2 separate regions of the Homo sapiens genome follow, and region 1 is linked to region 2. Evidence: read pairs that join two places in POLR2A ChIA-PET (ENCODE). Cell type or tissue: MCF 10A. All regions are shown on one strand. Links, peaks and the distances in the headings refer to the core of each region. The heading gives the core; the rest is flanking DNA.

What was found. ChIA-PET counts read pairs that join two places held together with the same protein. Peaks named below come from ENCODE experiments on the same cell type or tissue, not always from the same donor. Only the 100,000 strongest peaks of a DNase experiment are listed, where the experiment ranks them.
Region 1: POLR2A ChIA-PET joins it to region 2 with 5 read pairs; 2 of 35 experiments call an interaction of 5 or more read pairs at or near these places.

The regions. Positions count from the first base shown.
Region 1 is chr6:89,905,726-89,917,605 of GRCh38, forward strand. No RefSeq gene overlaps it. Among named protein-coding and RNA genes, the nearest start is that of GJA10, 17 kb to the left of the region's middle. RefSeq lists an enhancer at 4,996-5,640. In MCF 10A, for the core only: no CTCF peak of the experiment used is centred there; no DNase peak of the experiment used is centred there.
Region 2 is chr6:90,096,894-90,108,773 of GRCh38, forward strand. All of the region lies in intron 4 of BACH2 (BACH transcriptional regulator 2), which reads right to left. Among named protein-coding and RNA genes, the nearest start is that of BACH2, 190 kb to the right of the region's middle. In MCF 10A, for the core only: no CTCF peak of the experiment used is centred there; a DNase peak (open chromatin) is centred at 6,698.

The DNA.
Region 1 (11,880 bases), core at 2,278-7,277, 190 kb before region 2:
ATTGTCCCTCTTTATCCCTGATAACTTTCCTGAAGTCTTCTCTGTCTGAAATTAATATAGCTACTCCTGCCTTCTTTTGATTAGTGTGAGCATCATATATCTTTCTTCATTTCTTTACTTTTACTTTATATATACCTTTATATTTAAAGTTGGTTTCTTTTTCTTTCTTTTTTTTTTTGAGACGGAGTCTCGCTCTGTCGCCCAGGCTGGAGTGCAGTGGCGCAACCTCAGCTCACTGCAAGCTCCGCCTCCCGGGCTCACGCCATTCTCCTGCCTCAGCCTCCCGAGTAGCTGGGACTATAGGCGCCCGCCACCGCACCTGGCTAATTTTTTGTATTTTTAGTAGAGACGGGGTTTCACCGGGGTCTCGATCTCCTGACCTCGTGATCCGCCCGTCTCGGCCTCCCAAAGTGCTGGGATTACAGGCGTGAGCCACCGTGCCCGGCCAAAGTTGGTTTTTTACAGATAACATATAATGCATCTTGTTTTTATTTTTATTTTTTTAGAGACAGTGTCTCACTCTGTTGCCTGGCTGGAGTGCAGTGGCATGATCATGGATCACAGCAGTTTTGACCTCCTGGGCTCAAGTGATCCTCCCACCTCAGCCTCTTGAGTAGCTAGGACTACAGGTGCACATTGCCACTCTCAGCTAATTTTTTTTTCTTTCTTTTTTTTTTTTTTGAGACAGAGTCTCACTCTTGTCGCCCAGGCTGGAGTGCAATGGCATGATCTTGACTCACTGCAACCTGTGCCTCCTGGTTCAAGCGATTCTCCTGCCTCAGCCTCCCAAGTAGCTGGGAGTACAGGTGCCACCACACCCGGCTAATTTTTGTATTTTTAGTAGAGATGGGGTTTCACCATGTTGGCCAGACTGGTCTCAAACTCCTGACCTCAGGTGATCCGCCCGCCTCTGCTCCCAAAGTGCTGGGATTACAGGCGTGAGCCACCGCTTCAAGCACAGCTAATTTTTAATTTTTTTTTTTTGTAGAGATGGGTTATCATTATGTTTCCCAGTCTAGTCTTGAACTCTTGGGTTCAAATGATCCTCCTTCCTTGGCCTTCCCAAAGTGCTGGGATTACATGTGTGAGCCATCATGCCCCATCTGTGTCTTGTTTTTTGATCCACTCTGACAATCTCTGTATTTTGTGTATTTAGATGACTGGCATGAAAAGTGATTATTGATATAATGGCATTAATATTTAGTATATTTATTACTATTTTCCATTTGTCGCCCTTGTTCTTTGCTCCTGTTTTTGTCATGCACACCTTTTCTGCCTTTTGTGGTTTTAATTGAGCACTCTATATGATTTCATTTTCTCTCCTTTCCTTTTTTTTTTGCAATGGAGTCTCGCTGTCTCACCCAGGCTGGAGTGCAGGTGCAGTGGTGTAATCTTGGCTCACTACAACCTCCACCTCCCAGTTCAAGTGATTCTCCTGCCTCAGCCTCCCGAGTAACTGGGGTTACAGGCATGCACCACCACGCCTGGCTAATTTTTGTATTTTTAGTAGAGATGGGGTTTCACCATGTTGGCCAGGCTGGTCTCGAACTCCTGACCTCAGGTGATCCACCTGCCTCAGCCTCTCAAAGTGCTGGGATTACAGGCATGAGCCACCATGCCTGGCATCATTTTCTCTCCTTTCTTTCTTTTTTTGTTTTCTTTGAGACAGAGTCTCTCTCTCTTTCCCCCAGGCTGGAGTGCAGTGGCACGATCTCGGCCCACTGCAACCTCCGCCTCCCGGGTTCATGCGATTCTCCTGACTCAGCCTCCTGAGTAGCTGGGATTACAGGCATGCACCACCAAACCCGGCTAATTTTTGTATTTTTAGTAGAGATGGGGTTTCACCATTTTGGTCAGGTTGGTCTTGAACTCCTGACCACGATCATGATCCACCCACCTCAGCCTCCCAAAGGGTTGGGATTACAGGCGTGAGCCACTGAGCCCGGCCTTTCTCTCCTTCCTTAACGTATTAATTATACTTCCTTTAAAACTTTTTTTGGTGGTTGTCCTAGAGTTTGCAATACGCATTTACAACTAATCCAAGTTCGCTTTCAGATAACACTATGCCACTTTATGGTAGTATAACTACCATTTAATAAAAAAATTCCTAATGCCTCCCTCCTGTCCTTATATTATTGCTGTCACTCATTTCATACATACATAAACATATAAACATACATATGTGTGTCAGTACATTATTCTTAAGAATATGAAAGATACAAGTTCTTATTTTACCTTCTCTTATTTCCTATCTAATGTTTTTCCTTTCTTTATGTAGATCTGAGTTTCTGACCTATATCATTTTTTTTCTCTCTGAAGGACTCTTTTTTAACATTTCTTACAAGGCAGGGCTACTGGCCACACATTCCTACAATTCTTATTTGGCCAAGAAAGTCTTTACTTCTCCTTCACTTTTTTTTTGTTTGTTTGTTTTCTGAGACAGAGTCTCGTTCTGTTGCCCAGGCTGGAATGCGGTGGTGTGATCTCGGCTCATTGCAACCTCCACCTCTTGGGTTCAAGCGATTCTCCTGCCTCAGCTTCCCAAGTAGTTGGGATCACAGGTGTGTGCCACCATACCTGGCTAATTTCTGTATTTTTAATAGAGATGGGGTTTCACCAAGTTGGCCAGGTTGGTTTTGAACTCTTGACTTCAAGCGATTCGCCTGCCTTGGCCTCGCAAAGTGCTGGGATTACAGGCCACTGCGCCTGGCCTTCTCCTTCACTTTGAAGGATAATTCTCAGGATAGAGACTTCTAGATTGGTGGTGTGGTGTTTTCCTCTCAATGCTTTAACTATTTCATTCTCCTGTCTTCTTGCTTGTATCGTTTATGAGAAGTTAAATATAGTTCTTATCTTTGCTCCTCTGTAGGGAAAGTGTTTTTTTTCTCTCTGTCTTCTTTCAAGACTTTTTTCCTCTTTGATTTTCTGAAGTTTGAATATGATAAGCCTAGAAGTAGTTTTTTTTTTGGCATATATCCCATTTGGTGTTTTCTGGACTTCCTGGATGTGTGGTTTGGTGTCTGACATCAGATTTGGGAGCTTATTAGTATTATAGCTTCAAATATTTCTTGTCTTCCTTTCTCTGTTTCTTCTCCTTCTGGTTTATATGTGTGTTATACCTGTTGTAATTGTCCCACAGTTCTTGGGTATTCTGTTCTATTTTGTTTTTGTTTGTTTTAGTCTTTTTTAATCTTTGTTTTTCAGTCCTGGAAGTTTCTATTTTTATATCCTCAAGCTCAGAGATTGTTTCCTCGGCCATGTCCAGTCTACTAATGAGCCCATCAAAGGCATTCTTTATTTCTGTTGCAGTGTTTTTGATCTCTAGCACTTTTCTGTGATTCTTTCTTAGGCTTTTCATCTCCTAACTTACATTATCTACCTGTTCTTATATCTTGTCTACTTTTTCCATTAGAGCCCTTAGCATATTAATCATACTTTTAAATTCCTGGTGTGATAATTCCAACATTTGTGCCCTATCTGACTCTGATTCTGATGCTCGTTGGGTCTCTTCAAACTGCGTTTTTTGCCCTTTAGTATGCTTTGTGCTTTTTTGTTGAAATGTGAATATTTTGTAGAGATGAAAAGAATGTGGGGCTGGGTGTGGTGGCTTACACCTGTAATGTCAGCACTTTGGGAGGCCAAGGCAGGTGGATCCCTTGAGCTCAGGAGCTCGAGAGCAGCTTGGGCAACATAGCAAAACCCTGTCTCTCTTTCCTTTTTTTTTTCCCTTGAGACAGGGTCTCACTCTGTCCCCCAGGCTGGAGTGCAGTGACATGGTCATGGCTTACTGCCACCTCGACCTCCCAGGCTCATGCAATTCTCCTACCTCAGCCTCCCAAGTAGTTGGGACTGTGCCACTGCACTCCAGCCTGGGGGACAGAGTGAGACCCTATCTCAAGAAAAAGAAAAGAGAGAAAAGACTCTGGTAAGTAGACCTTTAGTGGTGTGGTGGTCAGTATGGGGGGAGGGGAACATTCTATAGTCCTATGACTGGGTCTTAATCTTTTGCACCCTAGACTTTCTAATTTTGAAGGCAGTGGTTTGTCCAGTAACCTCTCTTCTCTAACAAATCTAAGAAGAATTGCTGATTTTTTAGTTTGTTCAGATTTCTACTTATTGCTAGGGCAGAGTGGTTACTTCTAAGCTCCTTATATTTACAGACTGGAGCCCTCTTTCTTATTTCATTTTTTTTCTTTCTTCTTTGTTCTTTATGTTTCTAGGAATTATAAATAATGCCTTTGACCACAGAGCTTTCCTAATTATGGTCACCTTTTCCCAAGCTTTTTACAGAGATGACAGCCCACTTCACTCCCCAAATGATGGAAACACTTGGGAATTGAGGCCGCAGCTCTCAACTCCACAGACCAGTGGCTGACACATGGTGCTTCTTGTAAACAGATGGATCTTTCATTAGAAATTAGTGTAAGGGGCTAGGTGCGGTGGCTCATGCCTGTAATCCCAGCACTTCGGGAGGCCAAGCTGGGGGATGGCTTGAGGTCAGGAATTCAAGCCCAGCCTTGGCAACACAATGAGATCCTGTCTCTTAAAAAAAAAAAAAAAAAAGGAAAAGAGAAAAAAAGAAATTAGTGTAGCAAACAAAGGATAATAATCCTCTACTTTCAAGTAAAGTAAAATCTCTCTTCCCTTTCAGTTTCCTATTTCAAGGGTGTGTCTGTGTGTATGTTCCGGCAATTTTCTTAACTTTTTTAACTTTGAGAATTCCATCCTAGTGTGTCTAAGCGGGGCCCTCTTTTCATTAACTTTGCTGGGAAGTCAGAACATGCTCTCAGTTTCCAGCTGAGTTCTTTCTTTACAGCAGGAAACTTTTCCCCTCCCATTTCTTTGAATACTGCTTTCCCTATGTCTGTTTTGTTCTCTCCAGAATTCCGATTATTCCCAGGTTATATCCCCCGTGTCTGACCGCCTGCCTCTTTCTTTTCGTCTTTTTATCATTTTGCCCTTGGTCATGTTAATTTTATTTTCTCCGTGTCTTGTCTGCTATTTACAGCCTCCATCATGGTTTCCCACCAGAGCTATTGTGGTTTCTGTCTCCTTGCTACACTTCCTGCTCTCAGATGTCTCCCTCTTTATTAGGATCTTTTCTAGTTTCTAGATCTTTTCCAGCACCCCATGGAATCTTATTGAGAAATTGAATTAAATATTCAGATTTAAAATAATAATAATAATAATAATCCTCTACTTTCAATAAATGAACTGTAAACTACCTGTTATGTTGCATTAGGTTCAAGATGGCAGAATTTCTATTACTCAGCCAGATACATTCTGATTACAGCAGTTGACATTTCAGAGTGAAATGACTCCTGATAGAACCAGTTGTTTGGCCACTTATGCTGTTTCTTACAGAGAATTGTCCTGTGAAAGGAATCCATTGTGTTTTAGAAGGTCAGAAAGCTATCTGATAGAGCCATGATTTTCTTTCCTTTTCTTTCCTCCCTCCCTCCCTCCTTCCCTCCCTTCCTTCCTCCCTCCCTCCTTTTTCTCTCTTTTTCTTTCGTTCTTTCATTCTTTCTCCTTCCTTCCTTCCTTCCTCCCTTCTTTTCCTCTTTCTTTCCTTCCTTCCTTTTTTCTTTCTTTTTTGTAAAGCTCCCAGGTGATTTTTTTTTTTTTTTTTTGAGACGGAGTCTTCACTCTGTCGCCCAGGCTGGAGTGCAGTGGCGCGATCTCAGCTCACTGCAAGCTCTGCCTCCCAGGTTCACGCCATTCTCCGGCCTCAGCCTCCGGAGTAGCTGGGACTACAGGCACCCGCCACCACGCCCGGCTAATTTTTTTTGTATTTTTTAGTAGAGACGGGGTGTCACCGTGTTAGCCAGGATGGGCTCGATCTCCTGAGCTCGTGATCTGCCCACCTCGGCCTCCCAAAGTGCTGGGATTACAGGCGTGAGCCATCACTCCTGGCCTCTCCCAGGTGATTCTAATTTGCAGCCAGAGTTCAGAACTGTGGCTGCAGAGGAAGGAGATTTTGGCATTAGGAAGAAAGTTGCCCTGTGAACTCTTCCAATCTTTTAGGATGTTAGGGAGATGAAGAATGTACTGAGAAGACTTGCTCCTAGAAACATAGAGAAACACTTTCCCCTTCCCAATACCATATAATCTGTAGGACCTAGCCTACAGTTTTAAAAAAGAAACTTGTTTCCTTAATATTTATTTTGTGCAAATAAGTGTTTAAATTGTAAAAATTCAGGCAACATAGAAATATATAGGCCAAAAAGAGAAATTTTCTGTTTTATTTGTCTTCTTACCACCCCCAAATCTGTTCTTTCTTTCTTTCTTAATTAATTTTTTGTTTTTGTTTTTTTTGAGACAGGGTCTTGCTCTGTCGCCCAGGCTCCAGGGCAGTGGCATGATCATGGCTCACTGTAGCTTTGAACTTCTGGGCTCAAGTAATCCACCCACCTCGACCTCCCAAAGTGCTGGTATTACAAGTGTGAGCCTGGCCCGTGAAGTGTTTTTTGAATGCTTACTAGGTACCAGGCACTGGATGCTGGGTGCTGGGATATAACAGCTCACAGGACAACACAGTCCCTTTTCTCACAGTAGAGAAAAATAAACAAATATTTAAAGCAACTTCACATAGTTTTAGGTGCTAGGAGAAAACAACACAGTGATGTGGACAAAGGGACACTGGGAAGTAGATGGTATTACTTTAGATGAGGTTATCAGAGGTGGGCTCTTGAAAAGGTGCTGAAGTCCTGGGTGGATGGGGCCTCTCAGGCAGAGGGACCGGTAAGTGCAAAGGTCCTCGGCTCTCTGGAACTACAGAAGGAGATCACTCTTGTGGCGGTGACCAGGAAGGGGAGGGATAGGGATGAGGTTGGAATGGGCAGGGTCCTGATGTGTAGGCCTTTGAGACCGTGAATAGAAATTTGAGTTGGATAGCACAGGGATAGTCATGGGCTGATACATATGTTATAAAAACCAATCACTCTTTTTGGAGAATCAATTGTAGGGGTAAGAGTAGAATAAGGGAGATCAGGTAGGAGACTGTGCAGTGGTTCAGTGAGCTATGAGGGTGGCTCAGACCAGGGGTACAACTCTTACTGATTTGGAAGAACGACAGTTTTTAAAAGAATTATTGTTTTTCAAATTAAAGTAATACATGCTAATTTAAATAAACTCAAACAATATAAAATAACATAGAGTAAAATGTGAACCTGACCATGGGAAAGTTCGTCTCCTCTTGTTCTCATCTGGACTCAACCTCTACTTTTTTCCCCCAAGGCAGCCTCTGTCCTCTGTGAACACCATAGGGTGTGTCACTGGTACTTTCCTCAGTGCCTTCATAATCAATCCTTGAAGACAAATATATGTCCACGCATATTTATTGTTTGTTATTTTATTTTATTTATTTATTTAGAGACAGAGTCTTGCTCTGTTACCCAGGCTGGAGTGCAGTGGCCCTATCTCGGCTCACTGCAACCTCTGCCTCCAGGTTTCAAGCAATTCTCCTGTCTCAGCCTCCCAGGTAGCTGGGATTACAGGCACCTGCCACCATGCCTGGCTAATTTTTGTATTTTTAGTAGAGATGAGCTTTCACCGTGTTGTCCAGGCTGGTATCGAACTCCTGGCCTCAAGTGATTTGGCCTCCCAAAGTGCTGGGATTACAGGCGTGAGCCACTGCGCCCAGCCTGTTTTTTATTTTTATTAAAAAATATTTTTAAGTGATATGTAATGTTTTACATATTCATGAGGCACATGTGATATTTTGTTGCATCATAGAATGTATAATGATCATTTCAGGGTATTGCGGTATCCATCACCTTGAATAGTTATCATTTCTATGTGTTGGAAACATTTCAAGTTCTCTCTTTTAGCTACTTGGAATTATATAATACATTGTATAGTCACCCTGCTCTGCTATCAGACATTAGAACTTTCTATCTAACTGTATGTGTATACCTGTTGACCAATCTGTCTTCACCCCCCTCCCACCCACATACCCTTTCCAGCCTCTGGTATCTATCATTCCACTCTCTACCTCAATGACATCAACGTTTATAGCTCTTACCTGAGTGAGAACGTGATATTTACCTTTCTGTGCCTGCCTTATTTCACTTAACATAATGACCTCCAGTTCCACCCATGTTTCTGCAAATAACATGATTTTATTCTTTTTTATGGTCAGATAGTATTCCATTGTGTACATATACCACATTTTCTTTATTCATTTGTCTGTTGATGGACACTTGGGTTGATTTCATATTGTGAATAGTGCTGCGATAAACATGGGAGTGCAGGTATCCTTTTGATTTCCTTTGGATAACTATCCAGTAGTGGGGCTGCTGGATCATATGGTAGCTGTGCTTTAAGGTTTTTGAGAAACCTCCATACTGTTTTCCATAGCGGCCATACTAATTTACAATCCTGCCAACGTGTATAAAAGTTCCCTTTTTTCCACATCCTCACCAGCATCTATTTGTTTGTTTTCTGTTTTTTTAATAGTAGCCATTCTAATTGGGGTAAGATGATATCTCATTGTGGTTTTGATTTGCATTTCACTGATGATTAGTGATGGGTTTTTGTTTTGTTTTGTTTTTGCTTTTACAGAAAGTCTTGCTTTGTCATCCAGAGTGCAGTAGTATGATCATACCTCACTATAACCTTGAATTCCTGGGCTCAAGCAACCTTTCCATCTCAGCCTTCTGAGTAGCTGGGATTACAGGGTTGCGCCACAATGCCTGATTAATTTTAATTTATTGTAGAGATGGAGTCTTGCTATGTGACCAGATTGGTCTTGAACTGGTCTCAGGTGATCCTCTTGCCTTAGCCCCCTGAAGTACTAGGATTACAGCAGTGTGCATGGCCCACTGCTCTGATGTTTATTATGTCTTTCCTTCTACTAATTTTGGGTTTCATTTGTTCTTGCTTTTCCAGTTCCTTGAAGTGCATCATTAGGTTATTTAAAACCTTTCTACTTTTTAATGTAAGTGTTTATTGCTATAAACTTCCCTCTTAGCACTGCTTTTGTTGAATTCCAAAGGTTTTGGTATGCTGTGTTTCCATTTTCATTTGTTTCAAAAACTTTTTAATTTTCTCCTTAATTTCTTCCTTGACCCTTTGCTCATTCAGGAGCATTTTGTTTAATTTCCATGTATTTATATAGTTTCCAAAGTTCCTCTTGTTATTGTTAAATAATTTCTATTTTATTCCACTGTGGTCTGAGACGATACTAGATATTTGAAAAATTTGTTGAGACTTACTTTGTGTTCTAAAATATGGTTTATCCTGGAAAATATTCCATGTGCTGATAAGAAAAATGTGTATTCTGTAGCTGGTGGATGAAATGTCTGTTATATAAATGTCTGTGAGGTCCATTTGGTCTAATGTTAAGCTTAAATCCAATGTTTCTTCATTAATTTTCTGTCTAGATTATTTGTCTAATACTGAGAGTGGGGTGTTGAATTCTCCAACTAATACTGTATTGGAGTCTATCTCCCTTTCTTTTAAAATCTAATAATATTTGATTTATGTATTTGGGTGCTCCTGTGTTGGATGCATATATATTTAGAATTGTTACATGCTCTTGCAGTTGATCCCTTTATCATTATATAATGACTTTCTTTGTCTCTTTTTACTGTTTTCACTTAAAATATATTTTATCAGCCATAAACATAGCTACTCCTGCTTACTTTTGGTTTCCATTTACATGGAATATCTTTTTTCCATCCCTCTACTTTCAGTCTATGTGTATCATCTCAACTGTGACATGAGTTTCTTTAGGCAGCATATAGTTGGGTCATGTTTTTAAAATACATTCAGCCATTCTGTATCTTTTAAGTAGAAAGTTTAATCTGTTACACTCAAGGTTATTATTGATATGTGAGGGCTTATTCTTGTCATTTTATTAATTAAGTTCTGGTTGTTTTGTATATCCTTTGTTCCTTTCTTATTGTTTATCATTGTGGTTTGGTGGTATTCTGTAGTGGTAACATTTGAGTCTTTTCTCTTCCTTGTTTGTGTGCTTGCTTGACCAGTGGTATTTACATTTTCATGATTTTCATATTATTCTTTCACTTTTTGGTATGGGACTATCTTAAGCAGTTCTATAGGGAAAGTCTAGGGGTGATGAATTCCCTCAGCTTTTGCTTGTCCAGGAAAGACTTTATTCCTCCTTCATTTATGAAGAATATCTTTGCCAGGTATGGTATCTCTGGTTGACATTTTGTTTTGTTTTGTTTTTGTTTTTGTTTTTGTTCAAGACAAGGTCTGACTCTCTCACCCAGGCTGGAGTGCAGTGGTGCCATCTCGGCCCACTGCAACCGTGGCCTTGCTGGGCCCAAGCCATCCCCCCATCTCAGCCTCTTGAGTAGCTGGGACTACAGGCATGTGCCACCAGGCCTGGCTAATTTTTGCATGTTTTTGTAGAGATGGGGTCTCCCCATGTTGCCCAGGCTGGTCTCAAACTTGTGAACTCAAGTAGTTCACCCACCTTGGCCTCCCAAAGTGCTTGGATTACAGGTGCAAGCCACCGCACTTGGCCTGCTGGCAGTTTTTTTCTTTCAGCACTTTGACTGTATCGTCCTGTTCTCTCCTTGCTTGTAAGGTTTCTGCTGAGAAATCTGCCATTAGTCTGATGGGGGTTCCTTTGTAAGTGCTAGACACTTTTCTCTTGCTGTTTTTAGAATTCTCTCTTTGTCTTTGACTTTTGGCTGTTTGACTATAGTGTGCCATGGAGAACACCTTCTTGAATTGTATCTATTTGGGGATCTCTGGGCTTCCTGAATCTGGATGTTTAAATCTTTTGCTAGATTTGGGAAGTTTTCATGTATTATTTTGTTAAATAGGTTTTCTAATGTTTTCATTACCCCTTCACCTTCTGGGGACATTGAAAATATGAACATTTTGTCACTTTATTGGTGTCCTATATATCACATGGACTTCGCTCATTTTTTAAAAGTATTTTTTCTTTATTTTTGTCTGACTGGGTTATTTCAAAAGACCTGCCTGCAAGTTCTAAGTTTCTTTCTTCTGCTTGATCTAGTCTATTGTTGAAGCTTTTGAATGTATTCTGTGTTTCATTCAATGAGTTCTTCAGTTCAAGAATTTTTGGTTGTTTTTTATGATGTCTATATCTTTAGTAAACTTCTCATTTGTATCTTGCATTCTTTTTCTGATTTCTTTGTATTGTTTTTCAGTATTCTCTTATATTTCACTGAGCTTCTTAATGTCAATATTTTGAATTCTTTTTCTGAGATTTCATAAATTTCTTTTTGATTGGGATTTGTTACTGGAGAATTATTGTGTTCCTTTGGAGGTGTCATATTTGTTTGCTTTTTCGTGTTTCTTGTGTCCTTACATGGGTATCTGTGCATCTGTTGTAAAAGTTGCTTTTTCTAGTCTTTGAATTTGCTTTCATAGGGGAGACTTTTTCCTGAAGATGTATCTGTGGTTGTTTGGGTAGGGCACTTTGATTCTTGGTGCATGCGCTGGAGTAGTCTCTGTATGATTTCTTCGGCTGTAAACAGTGTCAGTGTTGCCTGTGATTTTCTTGGTGGCTCATGGTGTGATTATTAGTGGAGGCTATGTTGAAGTTTGGCTGTGGGCTAGGCCAGTAGGTGGGCTAGGCCAGTAGGTGGGCCAGTCTTTAGGCCCCAGTGGTGACAGCAGTGGGCTGGGCGTGCCTGTTCTTGCACCCCAGCGTTGCTTATGCCGGCACAGGTATTAGTGTGTCCAATCAGGCCAATTCTTGGGCCTCCAGGTGGCTTGCTTGGGTGGCGGGAATAGCAGCAATGGGCTAGGTGGGTGGGCAGGTTCTTGAGCCCCTTAGCAGCAGGCCTGGTGTGGATGATGGCAATTGCAGTGGTGGGATAACTCTTAGGGATCCAAGTGGTCTGCACTGGTGTTGGTGGTGGCTGCAATGGT
Region 2 (11,880 bases), core at 4,153-9,152:
AAAATCAATCGTGCTTACTTCTCCTGTGGTCACATACCCTTCAGATAATCTGGGGCCACGGCCTTGGGTTCCATCACACCCATAACCATGTGGCACTGTCAGGGCTGACTCCTGGCTTGTTGCATGCATCCCTAGTCCAGCCTGACATCCAGCACCAGGCTCTTTCCCAGCCTTCTGTCCTGAGCCACCTCACTTCTTTCTCCTGTCTGCCCTCTCTTCCCAGGTCCAAGCTCATGGATGACTCTTGGCAGGCTGGGGAAGAGAAAGAATGTGGAACAGAGGAGAGAGAAAGTCAGAAGCAGCAAAAGCTGCTGTGTGTCCACATGGGAAGCCCGTGGACTACATCTGTCCACGAGAATTTTCATAGTGTTCTATAGATTTTTTTTAAAAATAGTGAGTTTAAACTATGGATCAGCAGAGCTGAAAGGGACCTTGGAGATCACTGAGTCCCACTGTCTCACTGTACTGTTGAAAAACCAACATGTGAGTAATGGACCGAGGAGGAAGAAGGCAGCATTTGTGGAGGGCTTAACATCTGCTTTGGGATATAGGGTCCCAGGTCCCATAGCCAGTGAGTGGCAGAGTGGGGACCATGCAATGCTTAAATGAGCACTTCTACCCCATACACACTTTGCCCTACGACTTACATATTCATACCACGTGTGGGAAAGGGTGTGGCATTTACCACATAAAGATACTTGGAATTCTTGCCTCAAAGGGTAAGTGGGTTTTCCTTCTGTATTAGCCGATATACTTTTTAAAAATTATGGTAAAATATCCAAAACGTACAATTTACCACTTTAATCATTTTTAAGTATACGGTTCAGTGGCACCAAGTACATTTGTTTCGTTGTACAGCCTTCACCACTATCCATCCAATACATTTTTAAAGTGAGTATTTTCTAAAACTATACATCCAAAACAAGAGTGAAGGAAACAAAAAAGAAGTAGAAAGAAAAGACAGGTAGAAAATAAACTTTTGGGCATGCATTTCAGCTGACAAAAACCTTTCATACGAATTAGCTTCTCTGTGACATATTCATTATTTTCCTAGTAATGAAACGGGAACTGTGAGACACCATGTGAAAAGGCGGCTTTTATTGTTTCTCTAGGTTCTATACTAGCTGTATCCGCTTACAAAAATGTTATACAACCCAGTACATCACAGCCTTCCACGCCTCCTCCATAAAAGGACAAGTAAAATAGTATTTCTTGGAAAGACAGGCATTTACCAATGCACTGCATCTAGATGGAGCTGTCTCCATCATTCTAGTCTGTTTCTAAACAGGGTTTTAAAGTCTTGGCACAGAACACAAAGAATGTCCCTTAGCTATTCAGCATTTAGTTCAGCTCCACAATATATTTAGCAAGATTTCTTTGCCCCCCCCGCAACCCCCACCCTTCCCTTCTTGGTTTAATGACCTCAAATGTACCAACATCCTGTCTTACCTAATCCCCTAACAAGTTCTATCAAATGCCAGGACAGAATCAGACAGCACTGCAGGCTGTGAGATCATTCACTAAGAATTCATTTTTATTCCAAAAATTAGGAGTGCCAGACCATTTAACACAATCTATCACACAGCCAGAAAATTAGCCTAGCGCTTTAAGAGAAACATTTAAATAACTTTTAAATATCTTCTTCCTGACATAGATTCTTTAAAAACCTGAAGACTCTCTCCCCAGAACCAGACGCATAGACACAAAACATTTCCACATGATAGCAAGAGCTCAAGGACCCTTTGAAGACGATGTAGGCCCCCTAAGAATCCATAAACCTCAGGTTAAAATCTCTTGTAAAAGAACTCCAGTACTTCTCTTTGTCTACAAGCCCCTGTACTGGATCCTGATCCATGGAGCATCCAGGGTAACTTCTTCTGGGGCCACTTTTGTCTCTGGATGAGAAACGACTTGTTTCAGCTTCCGGAACACCCCTACGTGGCTTCTGGTCCAACTGACTGTCAACACGGCTAGGCCTCTCCCCAATTCAGCTGGCTACTCTGGGAACGTTCATTTCTCTTACTGGTCCATGACATGCTGGCTCTACCCCAGTGTTAGGTTTTGCTTTTCAATTGGCAATCTTGGATCCTGTGGTCCCTTCTGTCTTCCTGTCACTTTCCTTGTGGTCCTTGTGGAACTTTTGTTTTAAAAATTAAACCTGTTTTTTTTTTCTTTATCATAAAAGCAACGGCCTCCCGTTTGCACTTAATTCCTTTGTTTTTTCTCCAAAAGCATACTTCAGCCTTCATACCTTTGTTCTTGGGAAGACTTTGCCCACCTCTCTAAGTGGCAGGTCGTGCCACTCTCTGTTCAGTTCGGGACAGGGTTTCTCCTCCAGGAGAAGTGTGGGGCAGTGAATTAGGAATAAGCCTAAAGTCAGAGAGACCCAGGTCTAGTCCCAACATAGCTGACTTTGGCCAAGCAATTTGAACAAAGGCTCAGTTTCCTGATGTGAACAAACAAGGAAGATTAAAGCCAACATATGCTTTTGTTTTATTTTTTTTAGACAGGGTCTTGCTCTGTCACCCAGGCTGGAGTACAGTGGCGTGATCATAGCTCACTGCATCCTCGAACTCTTGGGCTCAAGCGATCCTCCGGCCTCAGCCTCCTGAGTAGCTGGGACTACAGGTGTGTGCCCTTAAAACTGGCTATGTTTTTTGTTTTTGTTTTTTAAGGAAGACTAAGAGAGCTGATATGTTCACAGCTTCTGAAACACAGAAGGTATCTAGTAAATGGTGATGATCATTTCATTCCCTTCTAACTCTTCACATATGGGATTCAGCATACATTCTATATTTTAGAAGCAACTCCTGCTGCTTTCTATTAGGTGGCCAGGACCACTTACGTTTGGAGGCTTAGGCATTTTTTAACAGGTTTATTGAGATATAATCAGCATATCATACAATTCACACCTTTAAAATATACAATTCAATGTTTTTTAGTATATTCACAGAGTTGTGCGACCATCACCACTATCTAATATCAGAACATTTCCATCATCCAAAAAAGAAAACCTACACCCATAGTAGTTACTCTTCATTTCCTTTCCCCTTCAACCCTTGGCAACCACCAATCTACTTTCTGTCTCTGTGGATTTTCCTATTCTACACATTTTGTATAAATGGAATCATCTATTATGAGGCCTTTTGTGTCTAGCTTCTTTCACTTTACCATATTTTCAGGGTTCACACTTGATGTAGCAAATGTCAATATTTCATCCCTTTTTATGGCTGCATAATAATCAATTATATTCATCTACCACATCCTGTTTATCCATTTATATCAGTTGATGGATATTTGGATTGTTTCCACATTTTAGCTATTATGAATAATGCTGCCAAGAACATTTTTGTATGGTTAGACATATTTGGACATGTTTTCAATTTACTTGGATATATACCTGGAAGTGAAATCGCTAGGTAGGATGGTTAATTTTATGTGTTAATTTGGCTAAGTCACCATACCAAGACTTGTGGTCAAACATGTTTGGGTGTCGTTACAAAGGTGTTTTTTAGATGAGATTAACATTTACATCAGTAGTCTTTGAATAAAGCAGATTACTCTTCATGAGGTGGGCCTCATCCAATCAGTTGAAGGCCTTAAGAAAAAAGGCTGACCTCTCCCAGGAAGAAGGAATACTGACAGCAGACTCCCTTTGGACTCTAACTGCAACATCGATGCTTCTCTGGGTCTACAGCCTGCTGGCCTACCCTGCAAATTTTGAACTTGCTAGTCTCCTCAATCATGTAAGCCAATTCTTTAAAATAAATCTGTCCCTTTCCTCTCTCTCTCTACACACACACACACAGACACACACACACACACACACACACAGACACACACACACACACACACACCCTCTATTGGTTCTATTCTCTGCAGAACCCTAACTAATATACTGGGACAAATGGTAACTCTGTATTTAACATTTTGAGGAACTGTTTTCCAAAATGGCTGTAGCAGGACAATCCCACCAGCAATGTATAAGGGTTCCAATTTCTCCACATCCTCACCAACACTTATTACTGTCTTTTAGACTTTAACCATCCTAGTGGGGGTAAAGTGGTAACTCACTATAATTTTGATTTGCATTTCCCTAATGACCAATGATGCTGAACATCTTTTCATTCACTTACTGGCCATTTGTATATCTTTTTCTGAGAAATGCATATTTTAGTTGTCCATTACTTGTCTGGGTTGTCTTTTGAGCATTGAGCTGTAAGAATTCTTTATATATTCTGGATACACATCCTTTGTCAGATACATGATTTGTAAGTATTTTCTCCCATCTGTGGACCATCTTTTCACTTTCTTAATGGTTTCCTTTAAGCATGAAGTTTTTAATTTTATGAAGTCCCATTTATCTAATTTTTCTTTTGTCTTTTGTACTTGTGGTGTTATATCTAAGAATCCACTGCCTAACGCAAGGTCACAAAAATGTATCCCTATATTTTCTTCTAAGAGTTTTAGAATTTTTGCTTGCATTTATTTTTGTGATCCATTTTGAGTTAATTTTTGTATATGGTGTAAGGTATAAGTCCAAGTTCATTCTTCTGTGTGTGAATATCCTGTTGTCCTGGCACTATATGTTGAAAAGACTGTTCTTTCCTCATCAAATTGTTCTGGAACCCTTGTTGAAAACTTTGAGCATACGTGTACTGTATTCAAGACTACACTATCTTATAGGATGTTTTGAAAAAAGGAAGTGTGAGTCCTCCAATTTTGTTCCTCTTTTGCAAGATTGTTTTAGCTATTCTGGGTCCCTTGCATTTCCATATGAATTTTAAAATCAGCCTGTCAATTTCTGCAAAAATGCTGCAATTTTGATAGGGATTGTGTTGACTATATAGGTTTGGATAGTTTTGCCATCTTAACAAGTCTTCTGATCTATGAACATTGGATGTCTTTCCATTTATTTATGTTTCCTTAATTTCTTTCTATAGTATTCTGTAATTTTCAGTGTTCAAGTCTTGCACTTCTTTTCTTAAATTTATTCCTGAATATTTAATTATTTTTGATGCTATGTAAATGGAATTGTTTTTGTAATTTCATTTTTCTTGCTAGGGTACAGAAATTGATTTTTGTAGACTGAACTTTCATCCTGCAAAACTGATGATCTTATTATTCATTCTAATAGGTTTTTTCGTGTGTGGTTTATTTTTTCTTCTAATGAATTGCAGTCAAGTATTTTTAAGTATTCTGAATCACAGGAATATCCTGGCACAAAAACCCATGACTTAAAACTTCACTATAAATATAAGGAGCTCATACTATTATTTGTCCCCTTCCTGTGGCATTGGGTAATGATCCTGCTTTTGGGTTATGGTCTTGGTGGCATTCCTACTGCTGCTGACAGCCCATATAATGATTTGAAAAGTTCCTGGGACTCCAGGATACATGGTGAGACACGAATCTATTTTCCATAGAAGTGGTATTATAAAAAGAGGTCAGGTTTCCAGCCTATCCCTAAAGTCTGTTTAAAGGGGTATCATTCATTGAGGATGCCACAGGGTCTGGCCTCGCCATTCTCAAAGGGAATCTAAAGGGTTTGTTTCAATGAAAAACCACATTCTAAAGGAGTTTTGAATGAACCTTTCAAAAAGTGCCCTCCTGGGCTGGGCGTGGTGACTCATGCCTGTAATCCCAGCACTTTGGGAGGCCAAGGCTGGTGGATCACTTGAGGTCAGGAGTTCAAGACCAGCCTGGCCAACATGGTGAAACCCTGTCTCTACTAAAAATACAAACAATTAGCTGGGCATGATGGCGGGTGCCTGTAATCCCAGCTACTCGGGAGGACGAGGCAGGAGAATCACTTGAACCGAGGAGGCAGAGGTTACAGTGAGCCGAGATTGCGCCATTGCACTCTGGCCTGGGCAACAAGAGCGAAACTCCATTTCAAATAATAATAATAATAATAATAATAATAATAATAATAATAATAATAATAAAAATAAAAGGACCTTCCATTCAGTTAGGACTTCTTATGGGCTTTTATGTAGACACCTCTGCTAACCTACTTCTTCTTTCCAACTCAGGGCTGACTCCTAATATACAATACTTTGAGGGGCAGTGGTAGTTACCTTGCACAAAAACTGCTAAATTTGACACAATACATATATATATATATATATATATATTTTTTTTTTTTTTTTTTTTTTACCAGACTATATTTTGCTTCAGGTTCAAAAACTGATTTCTAGCCAGCATTCAGAGACCTACTTTGCATCTTGATCCATGAGTCACTGATTTGAGCATGCATTTGCCCAGAATACCCAGGCATGTGAAAGGATCAAAATATCACACTTTGATTGATTTAGAAAGTTATTTTCTACCACCATGCAGTCTGAGAGTTTCTATGCTGCATCTGACTAATTGGGGAGGTGTGGGAGCAGAGAGAGCCAGGAGCTGCTGTGTGGAAGACCTTGTCCCTCCTCCCAGGCACCAAGATCCCAGGGAGTAGCAACCCTGCTCTCCATGGCGAAGTGTGTCCGTGTGATGCTCATCTCAGCATTATCTGGTTATCGGAGTCATCTTTTGAAGAGATCCTGGTATTTCGGTTTGACAAAAATCGAGAAACAATTTAGAAAGAAAATCGGATTTGTGTGTAAATGAAGAATATTCCTGAAAAGAAACTCTGTTACGAAACTGAAATCTGGAGACCGCGGTGGTGCTAAGTTGAGTCATCAGTTCCCTTTACGCCCTAATAATTGACGGCACTTTGATCACGATGACTGCTCTGGGTGATGCTTTTTTGTTTGCTTTTTAAAGTACTTCCTTGTGTAAACAGGTTGTCTCACTATCATCTTGAAAACATGTTTACGTTTGGGGGATCATGGGGAACATCTGTTAGAAACAGATTTCATGCTTTTCTGTCAACTTAGGGAAGTCTGAATCCTATTTCTTGGTAATATACAAAAGCTCTTGGAGAGTTAAATGAAGTTCTACTGGAAAAAGGACTGACTGGATATTTTGATTGTTCTTCATATATGTATTTACAAATTTGTCCTGAAAACATCCATTTGAAATAGAAACAGGCATGAATTATTGTTCACTTTTTGTAGATGCAGACAATGAAGTGTAGAGAAGTGAAGTGGCCTGGTCAGTGACCGACAAAGTGGCAAAGAGGGGGCCAAATGCATCACAGGGACATACTGACCCTTAATCAGCACCAAATAAAATCCGCAGGTATCAAGGGTCCCCTGATATTATTTCCAAAAAGATGTTACAATCCTTCACAATTTTATTGAGATCACTGATTCTGGAGAAGGCAAATATTAGGGCTGAGTGATGTATCCCCCAAAAGAGCAGTTTCTTTGTCCAGGTCTCAAGTTAGAGATCTAGGTGTGTGTGGAGAGGTGGGGTGTTCAGAGGGAACAGGAACAAAGCTTGAAGGAGAGGCTGAACCAACAAGAGGACTTCAGGCAAAATACTTTACTGAAACCTCAACAGTGAGGCTGCTCCTGCTGTGCCCAGAAGCGAGGTGCTCCTCTTGGAGGGTGTGCCAACTCGCTCTGGCCCTTGGAGTTGAGGCAGGAGCGGTTTCTGTGTGAAGAGAAAGAACTGCTGTCATGAAAAAATGGGAGATGCTGCAGATTTTATTTAAATGCCCACAGACAGCACAGCCCCTAGACCCAGGCAAGGAAGGACTCTGTTCTCCTTCAGTTAGGCCAGGGAGGCATTGTTCCCCATCTTGCCTTATGATCTCTCCCTTAAACTCTTCCAGAATTTCCCACCCAAATGGTTCCAAGTGAGCTCCCAGGGTCAGTGTATGCCCTTTCCCTCGGTCCTTCCTCCCTTTGGTGGGCTACACCACCTGAAGGGTGAGAGAATGGCCAAGGGCAGCTATTTACAGAGATATGCATGTATCTTGGACATGTGGGCTGGGGTGTCCATGTGCATGTTTCAAGACCCCTGTAGGATGGGGGACTGGGGGAGTGGGAGGAGAAGGAGCAGGAAAGAAGGAAGCAGGTAGGTGTATGCTGGTTTCCCCCATACTACCATGTTCCCATTTGGAACTCTAAGGAGACCGATAATTCTAAATTTAAATCTGGCCTTCCGAAAGGTCATTACATCAAGGCAGAAGGACAGAATGTATTTTATACAACCAGTTTGTTAGCCTGATTCATAAATTTTAATATTTAAGCATACAGCATATGAGCTTCAATTGTGCCTTTGTCTGGAGCCCTACAAATATTACAGCCAGACCTGTCCAGAGCCATGTGGATCAGGGCTGGGAAGGCTTCAGATTGCAGATGTGCAGTTATGCATTACACAAGCCCCATGTTGCATTCACTGACCCTCTGGATGATAAAGTGGAGGTGGCTGCAAGGCATTTCCAGAATATCAAGGTGCTCACACAACAAAGGTTTCCTTCACTTGTTTTGGGAACACTGTGCTGAAGACAGCTTAGCCAAATATTTCTCTGTTTGGCTGCAGCCAAATACATCAGGGTCTTGCTACAGGCCAACTAAGCAAACCATAATTTTTACAAAAAATAATTACCTAACACTTTCATCTCTTGTGGTTTCTTTATTCCATACATACTTTGTAATGTGTTTATCAGCAGCTAGTTGAACAACTTGGTGTACCAGTGGGAGACAAACCAGCAGTAGTTATACACGGCAAGTAAGGACCAAAACATAGGCAGGAAAATAAAAATACCAATGAACATTAGGCTGAACTGTAAGACATAATTAAGTAGCTGTATATCAAATGCATAAATATGATTCTTTTTTAAAGGCCCACACATATTACACCCACTTTCAGGAGTTTCCCAAAGTAATTTAAAACTATTTGATGTTGCTTCCTGTTTTTCAGTACTTTTATCTGTTTATGGGGGTGGCAATTCTACTGCTAACCAAATGAACAAGAAGAAAAGTGAAGGATGGGGCCATTTTCCTGGTTTTAGTCACCAAAATCTGCTTTAAAAGACTGAATTTTTAGACCTTAAATTTTAAAATTTGGGGTTCTAAGCTTCAAAGTAATTATTTAAGACTTATCCCACATTACAACTACAGATTGCACCAACAGTTTTCTTAGAGTTAGTGAGCCTCTTGCATCAACTTTGTTTCCTGTTCTCTCCAAAGCTCCTTTCTAAAGCAACTGAGCTTCAGAAGAGGGAAGAAGGAAACAGGGCAGAGGGGTTTGCTGACCTCAGTCTGCATTCAATACATTTTTCTTTTTCTCTTTGAGACAAGGACTGCTAAGAAAGGGCCTTTTCATATTTTAAAGCTGAAGTTTCAAAAAAGCTAGAACAATTCAAAGATATTTATTCCATAAAATTATCCTCAGGTACCAAAAGTAGCTCTGGAAAAGTGGCCACCTCTTTTTATTTGGCCTTCATAGCTCATTATTTTAATCAAGTAGATGGTTAATGAAAAGCAAACTTACACTTTCCATGAAGTAAATAAAGTAATGTGCTGAATAATGACATTTCAGTTGATAATAGACTGCATATATAATGGTGGTCCCATAGATTCTAACATCATATTTTTACTGTACCTTTTCTATGTTTAGATACACAAATACCTCCCACTGTATTACAACTGCTTATAGTATTTTGTAGAGTAATATGCTGTACAGGTTTGTGGCCTAGGAGCAGTAGACTATACCATACAGCCTAGCTGTGCAGTAGGCTATACCATCTAGGTTTGCATTAGGTACACTCTATGATGTTTGCACAATGATGAGACTGCCTAATGACGTACTTCTCAGAATGCATCCTATCGTTAAGCAATGAATGACTGTGCTATTATGAGGTGACAGGCATTTTGGGGATCAGCTAGTTCAATGTGTCATCAAAGTCTTGACCACCAAGTGGGTGGCGCTGATTAAATACCTCTAATGAGAAGAAAGGTACTGCCAAGTCAATTTTGGAAAATTATTATGTACCACATCACTGCATACATCATTACACAGTTCTCTCTCAGGCCAATCTGCCTCCTTGTAGCCTAAAAACACTGGTTTGCCCTACAGGGCAACCAGAGGAAGGATAACACCTACATACATGGTAGGGAGTAAGTGGTGGCTCCGCCTCCTCTCTTTCCTCAAGTCTTCTCGCTGGATAGTTGTTTCTAGTTCCTTCAAATGTTATTTGACATGGTTTCAGGTTCTCTATCACTGTCTTGGGCCACTGTCCTTTAAAAATATTTAAGTTCTAAATTTAAAAATCATCATTTCAATTTAAAATCACATTATAGGCCGGGTGTGGTGGCTCACTCCCATAATCCCAGCACTTTGGGAGGCCGAGGCGGGTGGATCACGAGGTCAAGAGATCAAGACCATCCTGGCCAACATCATGAAACCCCGTCTCTACTAAAAATACAAAAATTAGCTGGGTGTGGTGGCGTGCGCCTGTAGTCCCAGCTACTTGGGGGACTGAGGCAGGAGAATTGCTTGAATCCAGGAAGCGGAGGTTGCAGTGAGCTGAGATCGTGCCACTACATTCCAGCCTGGAGACAGAGCAAGACTCTGTCTCAAAAAAAAACAAAAAAACAAAACAAAACAAAAAAAACACCCCATGTTATAGCCAACAATACATTTGCCAATATATCTATCAAATGTGATCTCAAATAAAGCACAATTTTATTACTGAAGAGTACATAGAACTATCTTTCACCTTCTTAGTCCTACAATGCAGACCATGATTTCATTAATGCTTTGGGCAGCTACATCACATCTCTGGCTAGGATTGAGCTTACAGAAATGAAACCCCCAAGGAGTCTTCACATATTGCTATTGTGTTTTATTTCCCACATTCTCTATTTGTGATTTTTTTTTTTTTTTTTTTAGTGGGGGTGTGGGATACAACTGCAGGTCTTGGCACTTATTCCTATTACTAAATGTCAACTCACTTGGGTCTCGTCCCTTGTTTTCTTCTTCTTTCTTCTGTCTATTCACTCGGTGGCAAAGGAGCACATGAAAGAGAACTGTGCTCAAGGGAATTTCTTTTTATCATGGAACTGTACAAGGCTTACAAAGCAGTGGGCAGTCAGGGTGAAAACTAACTCAGTAAACAATACCCTTTAGGAATTGGCTCAGTGTGTATGCTGTGTCAAATCCTGCTTGGTAAATTCCAAGAGGAAACTCTGAATAAATATTTACCATATCTATTTATTTCTCCTACTGAGAACTATATAAGACAAGAGGATGTTAAATGATGAAACAGATTTCAGGATTTTTGCTCTCCGCTGAGTCTTGCCCATGGGGCGTGAGGACTGATACAAGTCCCAGTCTCATAATGAAACCAGACACAGTTCACTTCCTTTTGTTTCTTAAACCACCCCCTCACCTGGGAGATGTCTTGAAATGACACAGACTTAGTTATGTATCACTAACCTGAGATCTCAAGGGAATGATTGGTATTAATTATCATTAGTAATAATAATATTTAATATACCCTCCTGGGAAGGTGGACAGCATGTGCTTGGGATGGAATACAGCCCTGACTAAGCTTACCTGCTCAAGCTGTCAATCCCTATTGTCTCAAAAGGCGAAAAGAGACATTTTAACTCCAGAGCCATCTCCTCTTCCAATTGACATAATAAGGAGAGGTCAAGAAGAATCTAGTTAGAGATTAGTGGACGCTGCATTACACTTCCATGGCTTCCTACTGAAAGTGAACTACCAAAGAAATCACAAAGCACTTTCTGTCTAATTCTTCCCTTCTTCCTTCCCAGCTTGGGAAACAGCCTGAGATCAGCCTGAGATCAGACAGAGGATGCTACCTCACAAGCTGGTTATCAGGTGGGCTCTTTGCTTACTGCAGCCCAGAGGAAGAGAACCAAATGGTTGGGGCAGTGGAGAATGTCTATCATTGCTCTAGACTTAAGATAGTGAAAACCAACCAACAACCCAAATACAGAATCTACGCCCTTCTTG